3 separate regions of the Mus musculus genome follow, and regions 2 and 3 are each linked to region 1. Evidence: chromatin loops called from intact Hi-C (ENCODE). Cell type or tissue: gastrocnemius. All regions are shown on one strand. Region 1 overlaps Unc13a (unc-13 homolog A). Region 2 has its middle 22 kb from the start of Abhd8. Region 3 holds the start of Niban3 (niban apoptosis regulator 3).

Region 1 (5,000 bases):
CAATCACTGAACCAGGGCCCAAGGGAGGGAGGCCAGGGGTCCCCAGAGCCCGGGACGTGAAGGTTCTGCTTGTAGACATCCCTGAGGAGGAGGCACGCTACTGGGCCAAGAAGCTGGAGCAGCTGAATGCCATGCGTGACCAGGATGAGGTGAGTCACCTCCAGGTGAGCTTCCTGACCCAACCTCTCCAGGGACACATGGAGACATGAAATGCCCCATCTTCCCTGCCATCCCAGCCTTAGGCAGCTCTCCCTTCTGTGCTCAGAGTGTCCCAATCCACAGCTCAAACTCATGCGGTGTTCTTGGGGCTTGGGGGAAGGAGGGACACAGCAAAGGGCTGTCTGGCTGCTCCTCTTGGTTTGCCTTCTTTGTCTCTCTGTCCTGCTCCGTGGCTGCACAAAGTCAGATGCAGTGGGCTTACCAGAGTGAGCCGTGTCCACTGTCCCTGACACACCGTCCCCTCCCCAGTACTCCTTCCAGGACCAGCAGGACAAGCCGCTGCCAGTGCCCAGCAGCCAGTGCTGTGAGTGCCACCCGCCCGCTCCTGCTCCCCCTCTGCCCACTCCCCCTCTGCTCGGTCTAGCAGCCAAGCCTGGTGTGCAATTCCTGCTTTGCTGTGTCCCAGCAGCTGCCTGGATGGCCTGAAAAAGTGACAGCCAGGGCCAAGCCAGACATGGAGTCCAGGGCTGAGGGACCCCATCCCACTACATCAGCCACCACTGTCTTAGGGTTTGACTCCTGTGTGACCCCGCCTGACTAGAAATCCTGGGCTTCAGCCATCCTCCTGCCTCAGGTTTCTGAGCAGCAGCGAGCTACTGCTGAGCTACTGCACTGTTCCTGCCTGTCACTGAAGTAGCTCACAGCCCAGTGTGGTCCAGCCTGGTTGGGGAGCACAAGAGCCTATGAGAGACTCTATCTCAGATCCTCAGACCAAGAGGAGGAGGGGGAGGCACAGCCCCTGGGGGGGTTTTGTTTGTTTGTTTGTAGGTTTGTCTTTTGTTTTGCTTTTTAAAATCCCCCTGCTGGAGATAGTATGGGGGCTTGGAAAGGTGGTGCCCTGGGGGAAAGTCATAAGCCTTCCTTGCTGGGGGGTGGGGGTGGGGCTGCGGGAAGAGAGGGCAGCTGAGGTTCACTGTGCCTGTTCCCTCCTAGGCAACTGGAATTACTTTGGCTGGGGAGAACAGAGTAAGTAAAGAGAAGTGGGCATCTTGAAGACCCCAAGGCCCCTCATTACGTGGCCCCATATGTGACCTCACCCTCACATCCCCATCTCTGTTCCCCTGTCACCACTCTAGAAGTGACCCCATGTCACACTGATGCAGGAGAATGGGGCCTGGTCGTCAACAGCAGCCAGGGCCATGTCCTTGAGGGAAAACCAGTTTCCTAAGACATCCTTACCCTTGTCGACCATTAGCCCAACATCCATGAGGCCCTTGGTTCCAGTGTCGCCTGTACAAAGCAGATACTTCTGGTTAAAGCCTCAGTCTGGTTGTGTCACAGGGAAGCTAGTGGGGCCCAAAGTAGATGATTCTCTCCAAGCCAAAGTGGTAGGCAGTTTGGTCAAAAACCCTATGTTGGAGCAGGTGGGATGGCTCAGTGGGAACTCAGGGATCTGAGCTCAGTCTCTGTCACCCACAGCAGAAGGCGAGAGCTGATTCCTGCAATATTTTCTCTGGCTTCTATACACGTGCTGTGTCACACGTGCCCCTACAATGAATACATGTAATATTTTTTTTTTCGAGGCAGGGTTTCTCTGTGTTGCCCTGACTGTCCTGGAACTTACTGTGTATGTAGATAGGCTGGCCTCAGACTCAGAGATCCACCTGCCTCTGACTCCCAAGTGCTGGGATTAAAGGCATGCGCCACCACGTCCAGAATAATATAATACTTTTATAAACAGTTGGTAGAAAGCACAGACTCCAGTTTGGGTGTCTTTCCTGTATGTAGCTTTAGCTAAAAACAAAAGCTAGATAACCAGGTCTAGTTTCTGCAGTGAGCGCGGCTAACGGTCCTGATTGACATTTGTTCAGCGACCGCTAGAGGGCGCGCTCTGCTAGGAAGTGAGCATGAGCGGCTCCGTGAAACCAGAGTCCCCTTCACAGCACTGGTCGTATCCCAGTCGATGGATCACCGTCCTCCCAGGTGGCACAACTGAATTTCCATCCTCCCAGGCCGCACAGCTGGGTCCCTGTCCTTCCAGGCCGGAGAGCTGACACACCGGAAGCTTCCTTCTGTCCTGCTAGAGCCTATGTCAGTGCTATAGCAGAGTTTGACGACGCCCCAGAGGGAGGCTGGCTTAGACCCACTGTGTGCTCTCCAGTCTTCACCCTTCCTCTCCCTCCTCTTCCTTGCAGATGACGACCCCGACAGTGCGGTGGATGACCGGGACAGTGACTATAGGAGTGAGACCAGCAACAGCATCCCACCGCCCTACTATACGACTTCGCAGCCCAACGCCTCTGTGCACCAGTACTCCGTGCGACCGCCCCCTCTGGGGTCCCGGGAGTCCTACAGTGACTCCATGCACAGCTATGAGGAGTTCTCTGAGCCGCGGGCGCTCAGGTGGCTGTGGAGCGGGGGAGTGGCCGGGAATGCACGGGCTCATCTCACAGAACATTTCTATTTACATTTTAAAATTACATTTATTTTGTTTGGGGGTACGTGTGTTATATATAACAAGTTGTTGGCTTCCCTCTCTCCCCACTGCTTTGTGGCTTTGAACTCAGGTCACCAGGCTTGGTGGCAAGCCCTTATACCCCACTGAGACCTATGTTAGTCCTTGGCACTTTTCTTGTAGCTTCCAGAGCCTTTCCTAGTTGTGTAGGGAGTTGTGGGATAGCCTGGACTACATGAGACCCTGTCTCAAAAAAACAAAAGCAAGGCTTAGGTGCCACCTCTCTTCCTGTGTACGAGTCCCCTTTTAAATGTTCTGGCTCCATGTGCTTCCTGCCCTAACCTACCAGCTGTAACAATGACAGGTACCACTCCTGGTTTATGCTATGCCAGGGATGAAAGCCAAGGCTTCACACATGCTACTCAGGCACTATGCCAACTGAACTGCAAGTACTCTCATGCTTGACTGGTGGTGTCTGGTGGCAATCTCTGGGAGGGACAGATGGTGGGACAGGGTGTGGGCCCCCTAAGCTTGTCTGTGGAGAGGCCTAAGGAACAGCAATGGACTCAAGGCAGAGTCTGTGTACTGAGACCACTACCCTGATCCCCATGTTGCCTGTTGTGGCTAGTGCTAGCTCATGCATCTGCAAAGGGCATGAGTGGACCAGGACCTGCTGTGGGGTCAGTTGAGGACAGGGACGAGCATGGTGCTGGGATCTCCCCATCAAAGGTGAAGGTTTCCATCAAGGGTTCGAGGAGCCAGGGGACTCATTGGAATGGATTCAGACCCAGCCTATGGAAGCCAGTAGGGAAGACTCTTGGTACAGCCAATCCTACCCTTTAGTAAGCAGGGGTGGTGGACTCCAGCCTCTCGGCCAGCTCAGCCCTGCGGTGCACTTCAAAACCTCACTACTAGGAGTGTGTGTGTGCACATCACCCCTGGTTGACATCCAAACTGCCAAACAAGGTGGTTTGGCTATGGGCAGGGACAGGTTCCGTTTGGAATAATCTAGGTTGAACATTAGGAGCTTATAATAGATGACTGGGCGTGGCAGAGTGTCACGGGCTGCAGGGAAGGAAGAGTGGGTGCACAGGTTGAGACTGTTGAGATGGCTGAAGCTATACCAGTAGAGCAAGGGTCTGTGAGTCTCAGTTAAGCCAGTGCTCGGTGCCTGAACAGCAGCATGTACCCAACAGGGGCTCAATTCATGCCGAGTAAGTGCGTGGCTCCTGTGCCCCGTGTTTCTAATGTCTTGAGCAGTAACATAGACACAATGGCTGCTTGATCCATGATAAGCACACATGTGGCTGATAGGTGGACCTGTGTTCCTGGAGCCAAAAGGGATGAGCCCCCCCAGTAGGTGCTCATTCTACGATGAGCAGATGTGTGGTCCATGTTCCAGCATCGAGCACACATAAGCACTCATTTCATGCCGCTTACGGGCCTGGGTGATGCAGTCTTGCTCCTGGTCTCTTGAGCAAGAATGAGCACACAGTAGGCACTCTGACTTTGTTGAGCACACCCTGGGTGATGGTGTTGGCAGGGGGAGGGATGGTGGTGTGGCCAAGGTCTGACCGTTTCTCCACAGCCCCACAGGCAGCAGCCGCTATGCTTCTTCCGGGGAGCTGAGCCAGGGAAGCTCACAGCTGAGCGAGGACTTCGACCCTGATGAGCACAGCCTGCAGGGCTCGGAGCTGGATGACGAGAGGGACCGCGATTCTTATCACTCCTGTCACAGCTCCGTGAGTTACCACAAGGACTCACCCCGCTGGGACCAGGACGATGAGGACCTGGAGGACCTGGAGGACCTGGAAGATGAGGAGCTGCCCGAGGAGGAGGAGGAGTTGGAGGAGGAGGGGGAGGAGGAATTGGAGGAAGAGGATTTGGAGGAGGAGGAGGAGGTGCCTGATGACCTGGCCAGCTACACCCAGCAGGAGGACACCACTGTGGCTGAGCCCAAAGAGTTCAAGCGGATCAGCTTCCCAACGGCTGCGCCTCAGAAGGATGACAAGGTTTCAGCTGTGCCTACAGAGGCCCCCGAGGTGGCCAAAGGCATCCCCAAAGCAGCCACACCCGAGGAGAAGGCAGCTGCAGAGCGTGCGCAGGAAGCCGAGCCCCCCAAGTCTGAGGAGAGGTATCTGGAGGAACTGAGGTGCAGGGCAGCATTGAGAGGGCTCTGTGGGCCTCTGAGAGCAGCACGTTGTGTAGGCAGAGCTGGAGCGGGAGGCTGGGATCCCACAGAGACGTTCTGAGCCCCTGCCCGCCTTCCCCGGCTTAGTTTCAGATCTCGAGAGGAGGAAGAGGGCCAGGAAGGGCAGGATGCCATGTCCAGAGCCAAAGCCAACTGGTTGCGAGCCTTCAACAAGGTGCGCATGCAGCTGCAGGA
Region 2 (5,000 bases), 220 kb after region 1:
ACATGTGATGTTTGGAGGGTGTAAGTAGGACTTGACTCACAGTGACAGAGGCTGAGTGAGCTGGGCTTGCTTACAGAGCTAGCTGTGTTATGTTTGTTGATCTCGTCTTTGCTGATCTTTGTTTCACTGAGAGAGGCACAGTGGAGAACTGGTGTCCCTCCAGACTGAGGTCTGGCTGTCTTTGCTAGGTAGTGCCACCACTACTGATTCCTGTTTGCTATCCCAACTCTACTGAACTGGACTGCTGGTGTATCCATGAAGTGATTGTAAGTGGATCGAGCTGATGATTTCCAGACAACAAGATGGGATTTGCTCCAAAGAACCATTTCTAAATAGGTCCACTTCCCACATATCCTTTCTTTCCCACTACCTCTGGTGGGTGGTGGGCTACAAGGGAGGTTAAAGTGTTTAAGGACATCTTGTGAGGTTCCTGTGGCTTCTTGCTGATTCTGTAGACTCAGGCCAGTTGGGAAGCCTCACGGTTTTTCTGAATTGAACTGCCTTTGCTGATTCGTATGCGCTGTCTGCCAAATGGTCTGGACTGCAGCTGTTGATTTGTGTGTGGTGTTTGCTAGTGCCCTGGGCTGAGAACAACAAAGTTTGGAATCAGCACAAAGAACTATTTCTAAACAGGTCCACTTCCCCTGTTTCCTAATAACCTTTCTTTCCCACTACCTCTGGTGGGTGGGTGGTGAGCTAGAGGGAGGTTGAACCCTCATTAAAGTAAGTTGAGAAAAATAAATTGCCTCCTTTCCCTGTAAGAAAGTATGCTGGGGGTAGAAACAAGCAGCCAGATGTGGGTGGTGGAAATACAAAGGCCACAGCACTGGTTTGGAATCTATCAAAACTGGAGACCCAGCTTCAACAATGGCCTCAACGGGCCTCAGCTTGGCTAGGCATTGAGATCTAACCCAGTACAGTCAGTGGGCTTAGGAGAAGTGTGTCCTCCTTGGGTGGGGCTCCTGGCTCCCATCCACACCTGTGGATGCAGCTGCTCGAGAGAGGGCAGTACTTCCACCCCTGTACTCACTGTTGCTCTTTTGATTAAAAAAAAAAATGATAAGAAGTGGTGAGATCAGCCCGTGAACCGCTGGACCGCAATGATTCTTCTTTGTTGGTGTCTCCGTAGCCTCCCAGCACTGACTGGAAATGGATAATGGATAATGGTAGACCAGTGACAGGGAGGCCATGCAGCTCAAGTGGGTTCCTGCTTTCAGCTTTTCAGATCATGGCCCCATCCAAGGCTTCACCAAAGCCAACTAATGATCTTTTATCAAGAGGGAATGAGAGGCTTCCTGGGTTTTGAGATATAACTCGAGCCCCTAAGAGGACACCTATGGCCGGGACTAAGACAGCTGCTCCTGGTTTCAGAGAAGGCAGAAGCCTGTAGACACGCACTGATGAGTCATAACTCTGTCTTTTTTTGTTTGTTTGTTTTTGGTTTTTGGTTTTTCGAGACAGGGTTTCTCTCTGTGTAGCTCTTGCTGTCCTGGAACTCACTTTGTAAACCAGGCTGGCCTCGAACTCAGAAATCAGCCTGCCTTTGCCTCCCAAGTGCTGGGATTAAAGGCGTGCACCCCCATGCCGGGCCATAACTCTGTCTTAATTTACACCCAAGTCCACCGGAAAATACCTAATAAAATCTTCAGTGTAGGGATAATCTCTTGTGTACTGTGTGGAAGCATCAGCTGTCAATCAATAAAAAGCAGGTGGCCAATAAAGAAAGGGCAGGGTTAGAAAGTGGGGCAACAACAGAGAGGATCTCTCGGAGTCAAGAGAGAAATATTTGCCACCCAGACTCTGAGGAAGTTGGTCGTATGAAACTGAGTGGTAATTAGCCACGTGGAAGACATAGAATAGTATAAACGGATTAATGTAAGTTACGAGCTAGTTGGGGAACAAGCCAAACCTTATGGCCTAGGCATTTATTCGTAAATAAAATATAGCCTCCGAGTCCTATTCGGGAACTGGGGTGCGTGTGGAAAACCCACAGTTACAAATGGAGTCCATTAAGGACTGTTAGAATCCAGGCTTAGAACCTGAGAAAAAGCCGTGGTGGAAAGGCAGGGCACAAGCACTTCCCAGAGTGTCCTAGCAGGGCAGGGAGGCTAAATCCCTTTAAAGAGAGCAAATGGAGGCCTGGGAGCAGCAGGTAAAGTGTGAGGAACCAGAGCCTCAGTGCATGGCCACGTGGGCAACTTCCCAGAGCTGCTTTGGAGCTACCTGGCGCTGGTGCCGAGTGAACCCCAGCATGCAGAAGTTCGACCGGGAGCTGGGGCGGGCACCTAGGCTCACCAGCTGATGCCCATGGGTGTGAGGCTCGGGTTCTCACGGAAGAGCAAATCGAGGCTCCAGCCCCAAACCCCGCAGGGGCAGCCTGCTAGTAGAACCGTAGGGGCGGAGCCAGCCGCCACAGACAGGTGCTGGAAGAACAAGCCTGCAGATGCTCAGAAGGGCGAAGGTACATGTTCCCCAGAGCTGAGGTGGGACTGAAAAGATCCAAACTTTTGAACTGATAATATCTAAAATTGAAAACATTAAAGAAGAAACAAACACTTAATTTGTAAATAAAAAAATAAGGTCTTCCAAGGAAAAAGAGAAAGGTTTAAAAATATTTGTTTTTCTGTAATTAAAAAAAAAAAAAAAGAAGGAAAACACAACACAATGCATCCGGATTCCACACAATTTTGTTTCACATAATTTCATATATCTTTTTTTAAGAGAAATAAAAGAAAACCGATTTAGAGAATGGAAAGACTAGGAAATTACATGCTAGAGTGGAGGCACTAGAAGAGCTAGAAAACTCTAATTCAGAGTAAAGGAGCGTCAGATGATTCCATTCTAAGTCCTATGCCGCCACCTTGTGACCAGATTGCAGAATGGCAGTCTATTAAATTTCTAGATAGAGACTTATGCTGAATTAAGAATACAAATTCTATTTAACAATGCTACCTAATATCAATGGCATACAGTAGATTATGTGTTCTATTATGTAGAGTTTGGTGAATTAAGATATGTGCATATGCCGGGCGTGGTGGTGCACGCCTTTAATCCCAGCACTTGGGAGGCAGAGGCAGGCAGATTTCTGAGTTCGAGGCCAGCCTGGTCTACAAAGTGAGTTCCAGGACAGCCAGAGCTACACAGAGAAACCCTGTCTCAAAAAACCAAAAAAAAAAAAAAAAAAAAAGATATGTGCATACATTAGTACATTATACAATTGAAACTTACTCAAGATGTCAATATGTTTTTGCCTTCAGTTCTGAAAGGAATGATTCTTAGATTGCACATTTATTAGAGATGGAGGTGATCTTAGAGATGCCTTTGCAGACTGAAGCTGATGATGCTCCAGCATATGTATCCAGAAGAATACAACAATGTTTTAGACACAATGGCATAAAATATGTTACTGGCATGTCTCACAATTCTACAGGTCAAACAATTGTAAAAAGATTTTACTGGACTTTAAAGAAAATGCTCATAGAACAGAATGGGGCTGAGGGATCTCCTGGAGATAACATTAAATATGATTTATGTATCTTTAATTTTATTAATGACAATGAGACAGATAACACAGCTGCTGAAATGTGCTGGATTTTAGAAAGAACTGCAGAATTAGATCAGCCTACATATGTGATAACCTCAGTATGGAATGAAGGAATTGTGTTATTTTGGGGAAGAAATTTGTCTTTGTTTCAACAGAAGAAGAAAATCTATAGATTCCATCAAAAATAATAAAGATTATATTTGACCAGGAGAGACCTCCTGAAGACTTAGGCTACAGACACGAAGGAAGAAAACAGGAAGAACAAAACATGTAAAGTATATGCTGTATATTCCTCGACATGGGAACAGCTTTGAGACTGGCTGAGACAAGAAAATGTCTCCAGCTAGGATTTCAGCTATGCACAGCCAATAAGTCTTGCTGCCTACAGAGTCCTCAAGACTTATCATGCCATCCTTTCAAATGGCATGGATGAAAATTTATATTACAGTTTAGATATACAGTCCAAATTTTGATGCCTTCCTCCTGCTCAAACAAAGAACAGAGAATCTTCTTTAACTGAATTGCACACAGTGAACATTCCTTACATTTTTAATGCAGAAACATATATTACCTTTGAAGTTTACATGTTTACAAAACAAACAGACCAGAAAACAAAGAACACAAAACACATAGCTCAGGTGATCCAACTTCGACTGCTCCAATAGCTGTTTCCTCAAAATCTGCACCCAGGACAACTTCAAAATGCTAGCTTGGGCTGGAGAGATGGCTCAGCAGTTAAGAGCACTGACTGCTCTTCTGAAGGTCCTGAGTTCAAATCTCAGCAAACACATGGTGCTCACAACCATCCATAATGAGATCTGATGCCCTCTTCTGGTGAGTCTGAAAAGAGCTACAGTGTGCTAACATAATAAATAAATCTTTGTGCTGCAGTGAGCAGGGCCAGAGCGAGCAGAGGTCCTGAGTTCAATTCCCAGCAACCCCACGATGGCTCACAACCATCTGTACATCTACAGTGTACTCATATATATATATATATCTTTTTAAAAAAATGCTAGCTCAACTGGTCCAGCCTCCCAGAGACTGTTGCAGCCAGGGTTTCAGTTGCTGTGCTTTCCCATCACACAGAGATTGGGAAAAAAATGTCACAGCTTTTTAGGACTTGGCCAATATCCTAATTTTCTTAGGTTCTTCTACTGGCTGTTGTGTATCAACTTGACACAGGCTGGAGCTATCACAGAGAAAGGAGCTTCAGTTGGGGAAGTGCTTCCATGAGATCCAGCTGTGGGGCATTTTCTCAGTTGGTGATCAAGTTGTAGGGCCCATTATAGACAGTGCCATTCCTGGGCTGGTACTCTTGGGTTCTATAAGAGAGCAGGCTGAGCAAACCAGGGGAAGCAAGCCAGTAAGTAACATCCCTCCATGGCCTCTGTATCAGCTCCTGCTTCCTGACCTGCTTGAGTTCCAGTCCTGACTTCCTTTGGTGATGGACAGCAAT
Region 3 (5,000 bases), 64 kb after region 1:
AAAAAACAAAACCAAAAAACCAAATATGTTGCTGCATCTCAGGAGAATGAGGCCCAGAGAGGGCAATTTATTCACCCAGTGGCACACAGCAAATACAAGTGGTGGTCAATCCTGGGACTTGGAGAGATTACTCAGCAGCACATGCAGGGTTTTGCATGGGCTGTTCCCCTCCCCAAATGCTGTTCTCATACTCACTGTAACCACACACCCTCCTCCAGCCTGGTCTAGCCACCTCCCTTGGGGACATCCACCAAGTCCTGCTGGTCTAGACACTCTCCCAGGTCAAGGTGTGGGACAGGACAGGGAGCTGAAGCTCAGCCTGGCCTTGGCTAAGCCTTAGTCAAGTCCCAGTGTCCATGCAGACAGACTTCCCAGCCTCAGAGACCACCTGACCGTGCCCTTACCCCCAACCTCAGTGGGGCCCTAGCTTCCACTAACAAATCAAAAACTTCACATTTCACTTTGTTTTGTCTTGAGACAGAGTTGCATATAGCCCAGGCTGTCTTGGAACTCACTCTTTAGGCCAGTCTGGCCTCAAACTCCCAGAGATCTGCCTGCCTGTGCCTCCCAAGTGCTCGGATGGCAGGTGTGTAACACTGTATCCAGCTACTTGGATTTCATTTAAATCTGGAGCCCTCCAGAGCCAGGCAGGATGGAGTGTGCCTTTGATCTCTCTGAGTTCGAGGCCAGCCTGGTCTACAGAGTGAGCTCCAGGACAGCCATGGCTACGCAGAAAAACCCTGTCTCGAAAAACTGAACAAAAAAATCTGAAATCTTCCAACACAAGCCCACCCCTGACAAGACCAGAGACAGTTAAAATAATGAACCCTGTATTGGCACCAGGAGCACATGCCAGCATTGGCCTCGCATGCAATGGCAGCATGACTTGACCCTGACCTGTCTGCTTACCCTGAAGCTGCTGCCGCTGCCGTCTACCCAGGGGGCAGGAAGGCTGTGCCCCCATCCTGCCACCATACAGAGCTGTCCTGGGTCCCTCTGCTCAGGATACTGGATGGCAGCTGAGTGGCCCAAGTGCCAGGAGGGTACATATGGCCATCTGGTACCACTCTCCACCCCTCCTGTCTGCACCTGCCTCCTCCTGGCCTCAAGGGACAGGCTGGACCAAGACTGGTGGTTTCTGTCAGGGGTAGTGGGGACAGCCCCAGGGGAGACCCAGGGAGTGTGAGAAAAAAAACAACGCCCTGGCACAGATGGATGGGTGGGGCACATCTCTGCCATCCCAGCACTCAGAAAGCAGAGGCAGGGGGATGGGGAGTTTAGGCCATGGAGGCCAGCCTGGGCTACATGAAGTCCTATCTCTGAAAGCCAAAGGAATGGGTTGCTGACTGAACAAATGAATGAGCAAGGAGTAGGTTATCAGTATGGAGGGACACCACACACACACACACACACACACACACACACACACCCATCCCCATGTAGCCTGCTTCCTTACATGTAGGCACCTTCCTTTTCTTTTCCCTTTCCAGAGGCTGGAATGTGATGGCTGGAGTGTAAGTGGCCACCTTGAAGCATGAGGCAGGTCCTATGCATCAATGGCAAAGCAGTAAATTCCCCCTTGAGAAAGGGACACAGCGCTCACATGGGGTCCTCATGCCTATGTCCCTTTCCTTTCTCAGGGTGTCTCAGCCTCTGCTTGGCTGGTGCGTGGGTGGCACCTGCTCTTGTAGAAGTCCCCAGGATTTTCCACTGTGTCTTTTGCTGGCTTCTGCCCCAGCCTATCCTACTTCCTCTTTGCCACAGCTGAGGAGCCCTCAGGGACCAGACATCTAAAGAAAGTTCACATTTGTGGTTCTGGCCCCGCCCTTCTGGCCTACCTGCCAAGTCGGTTCTGGGAGGCTTCAATTCCTACCTCCTGCCTGGCTTGCATTACCTTGGTGAGGGGATGTTCCCTCAGACAAGCCCACCAGCCTCTCCAACTAGGTCCTTGGAACTGGCAGGGTCAGGACAATGATGCACCGACCCACTTCATGCTCCAAGCTGGCTGCTTATACTCCAGTCTCTGGACCCACATCCCAGTCTTTATAAGCGGCAAGAGAAAAAACTGTCTAAGGGAGAAAGCATCCCAAGAGTCACCCCAGACACTTCTCCCATCGGTAGGGGGCCCTGTGACAACATCAGGAGAACCTTATCAGGTAGCTCACCCTGCTCAAGGCTCCGAACAAGCTTGCAGGAGACAGTGCATCCTCAGGGGGCCATGAAGGCTCTGGCTGAGGCCCCAGGTGAACCCTTCTCTTCACCATGGCTAGAACACAAGCAGTCACTCGGGACCGCAAGGAGCCTGGTACCTGTGAGTTAGTTCTGACCCTTGGAGCAGAGAATGTGGCCAGACTTGGAACAGAGCATACACTGCCGGGCCAGAAGTCCAGGCCACGCTTCTCTGATCCGTGTGTATGCTCTGCTCTGTTGTCCCTCCCCCAACAAGAACCACAGAAACAATAGTTCCAGCAAAGCTGTTTAATCCGCAGCTAGTCCGCTCCCACAACACCCGAAGTGCCCACGGCGTGCATGGCGCACCCCCTACAATGTGGAATGCTTCTCGAAGGGCACAGACAGCAGCCGGGCAGCTGCCTCGTCCAGGAACCAGCAGAGGGCGCCCGTGCGCGGCTGCACCAAGGCGGCGGGCAACGTGCCCTCCTTGTCCTCCAGGATGCGCTGTGTGCGAGACCAGGACCTGCCTCAGAGGCCACGCAGAGCAAGTTGGGGCTCACACTGGTCTGTTCGGTCTGGGGACAGGGGACCCGGGACCCACGGAACCTTGCTCTGCGCTCCGCCTCGCACACCGTGGGATCCAAAGCTTCGAGGTGTGGAATTGGATTTGGTTTTTGTTTTTATTAGGAGGCAGGGCCTCATCTAGCACGGGCTGCCCTTGAACATGCTATGTAGCCAAGGACTCCTCCTTTCTGCCTCCCCAGTATGGAGACAACAGGAGGTACTGGGGACTGGACTCAGGTTGTCAAGCTTGGGGGCAAGCATCTATAACCACACTAAGCCATCTTGCCCCATCCCCGCCCTTCACTTTTTGCAAATTCTTTTTTATTTATTTACTTATTTATTTCTATTTAATGTGTATGGGTGTTACTCCTATATGTATTTGTACCATGAGCATGCCTGGTGCCCACAGAGGCCAGAGGAGGGTGCTGGATTCCCTGGGGCTGGAGATACAACTAGTTGAGAATGGAAGTCGGGTACTCACCGGTTGGTAGCTATCTCTCTCTCTGACCCTGACCTTTTTCTTCTTCCTTTTCTTTTCCCCTTCTATTCTTTCTCTTTAAATGTGTGTGTCTAGTGTCCTGCTCTCTCACCTTCTACCTCATCCCCTTCATACAGTCCTTCACTGAGCCTGGAGACAGACCATTGGCCAAGGAGCCTTGGTATTCTTTGTGAAGGAGTTTGGGGGAGGGGGTGCAGGGACTCTACCCCAGGACACTGTGGCCTTGTCGATGACTGCCCTCTCACACACTGGCAGTATGTCTGTCCCCTGACTGGCCTCCACTGTCCATTTCTTACCTTCAGCACAGCTGCCTTGCCTTCCCCCGTGGCCACAAAGATGATACTTTGGGCTGCGTTCAGCACAGGAAGCGTTAGGGTCACCCTCTGCGGTGGTGGCTTTGGGGAGTCACTGATGGGAGCCACGATCTTCTCCCGCTCCTGGGGAAGGCAGCCAGTGAGGACTGGGATGGAACCGCCCCTCCAAGCACCAGGTCTACAATGCCAACAGGTTTTCCTGTTGCTCTCTTGGGTTTCTGAGACAGGGCCGTACTCAGTATCCAGGTGGCCCTCACCCTCACAGCAAATGCTGTGATGACAGACATGCACCACCATCATCATGGGAGCTGACGCTCGGCAGGGCGGAACTGAGGGGCACGGATGCTCAGATACCCAGAAGACTGACACAGCCTGGTGTATCAGGGCCAGGAGGCCCCCCCCCCCACGCTCACCTGTAGGAGGGGATGGTCAGGGAAGAGCGAACAGGTATGGCCGTCAGGGCCCACTCCCAGGATCAGCAGGTCAAACACAGGGACAGCGTCTCCTTGCAAGGCCTGACAGAAGGATGGTGGGTCAAGTGTGTGCGAGCTCAGAGGTAACACACAAAAAAGCTGAAATCTGGTTCTATCTCAGCTTAGACCACCTTCTGCTGAATGTGCCCGCTCAGCACATTCCCTACACAACAGTGGCCACTCCTGCACAGGGCAGCTTCAACATGGTATGAGGTCTGTAGGATTTTTTTTTTTTTTTTTTTGAGGGTAAGCATTACCCTCCAGCCCAAGCAGGCCTCAAAAAGCCTCCTGCCTTAGTCTCCTAAGTGCTAGGGGTCACAGATGCACTACCACACCTGACTGATCCAGTCCGGGGGCTTGTTTCCCATTTTAGTGGACAAGAACCTCAGGTCTGCAGATGAGTGTCCCTGAGATGTAAGGCTCCAGCCCAAGTCTCCCCACCATGGTGACAGTCTGTGTCCCTAAGCAGTCATCTCTGCCGCAGTCTTTTACAGCTTTCCTACCTGTCCCGGGACCCACCTGTCTCAGTTTCCTGGCATAGTCCTCTGCAGCATCCTCCACAGGTAGGGCAGGATTGATGGTAAGGACCTGGCTGTCTGGGATGGGCAGCTTTGAGAGCAGGTGTGTCTGTAGAAGGGGAAGGGATAGTCAAGGAGTAACATGACTTGCCTAAAGCCAGGAACCCTGAGTCACACGGCGTTCTTCTCCACAGCCTGGCTGACTCTTCGGAGTGGCTCGGGCTCCCTCAATCAGGGACTCAGCCTGGCTGCATCCAGTACACAGCTGGCACCTGACTATACAGAGGTGAACTCCAGGAAGAAGACTGTGATCTACTCTTAGACACCCTGCCTGTGTCTCCATGTCTGGCTCTTGGAGTAAGTCCAGCTCAGTGGAGCAATGCCAGGGAGAGGCTGGGGGCAAATGTCAGAATGCCAGGATGCTGTGCCCTAGAGATGGGGGTGCTGGGGACTCTGTTAA

The links. A loop is a pair of places that touch in the nucleus more often than their neighbours do. Peaks named below come from ENCODE experiments on the same cell type or tissue, not always from the same donor. Only the 100,000 strongest peaks of a DNase experiment are listed, where the experiment ranks them.
Region 2: a loop joins it to region 1, with 3 times the contacts of the local background. A loop is called at or near these places in 10 of 42 quality-filtered maps.
Region 3: a loop joins it to region 1, with 4 times the contacts of the local background. A loop is called at or near these places in 12 of 42 quality-filtered maps.

What each region holds. Positions count from the first base shown.
Region 1 is chr8:71,658,004-71,663,003 of GRCm38, reverse strand. It overlaps Unc13a (unc-13 homolog A), which reads left to right. Exons shown (of 44, transcript NM_001029873.2): 6 at 76-149; 7 at 469-523; 8 at 1,153-1,185; 9 at 2,355-2,562; 10 at 4,203-4,748; 11 at 4,893-5,000. Among named protein-coding and RNA genes, the nearest start is that of Unc13a, 11 kb to the left of the region's middle. In gastrocnemius, a CTCF peak has its summit at 2,044 (motif pointing right); DNase peaks (open chromatin) are centred at 2,436, 3,069, 4,275, 4,904 and 1 more place.
Region 2 is chr8:71,439,453-71,444,452 of GRCm38, reverse strand. No RefSeq gene overlaps it. Among named protein-coding and RNA genes, the nearest start is that of Abhd8, 22 kb to the left of the region's middle. In gastrocnemius, no CTCF peak of the experiment used is centred here; a DNase peak (open chromatin) is centred at 2,859.
Region 3 is chr8:71,593,733-71,598,732 of GRCm38, reverse strand. Pgls (6-phosphogluconolactonase) reads right to left here. Exons shown (of 5, transcript NM_025396.3): 2 at 4,542-4,649; 3 at 3,963-4,064; 4 at 3,532-3,672; 5 at 2,466-2,676. The coding sequence ends at 2,542. It overlaps Niban3 (niban apoptosis regulator 3), which reads right to left and starts at 1,025. Exons shown (of 15, transcript NM_001384129.1): 1 at 910-1,025. The coding sequence starts at 964. In gastrocnemius, no CTCF peak of the experiment used is centred here; DNase peaks (open chromatin) are centred at 1,057, 2,633 and 4,908; H3K27ac peaks cover 27 bases.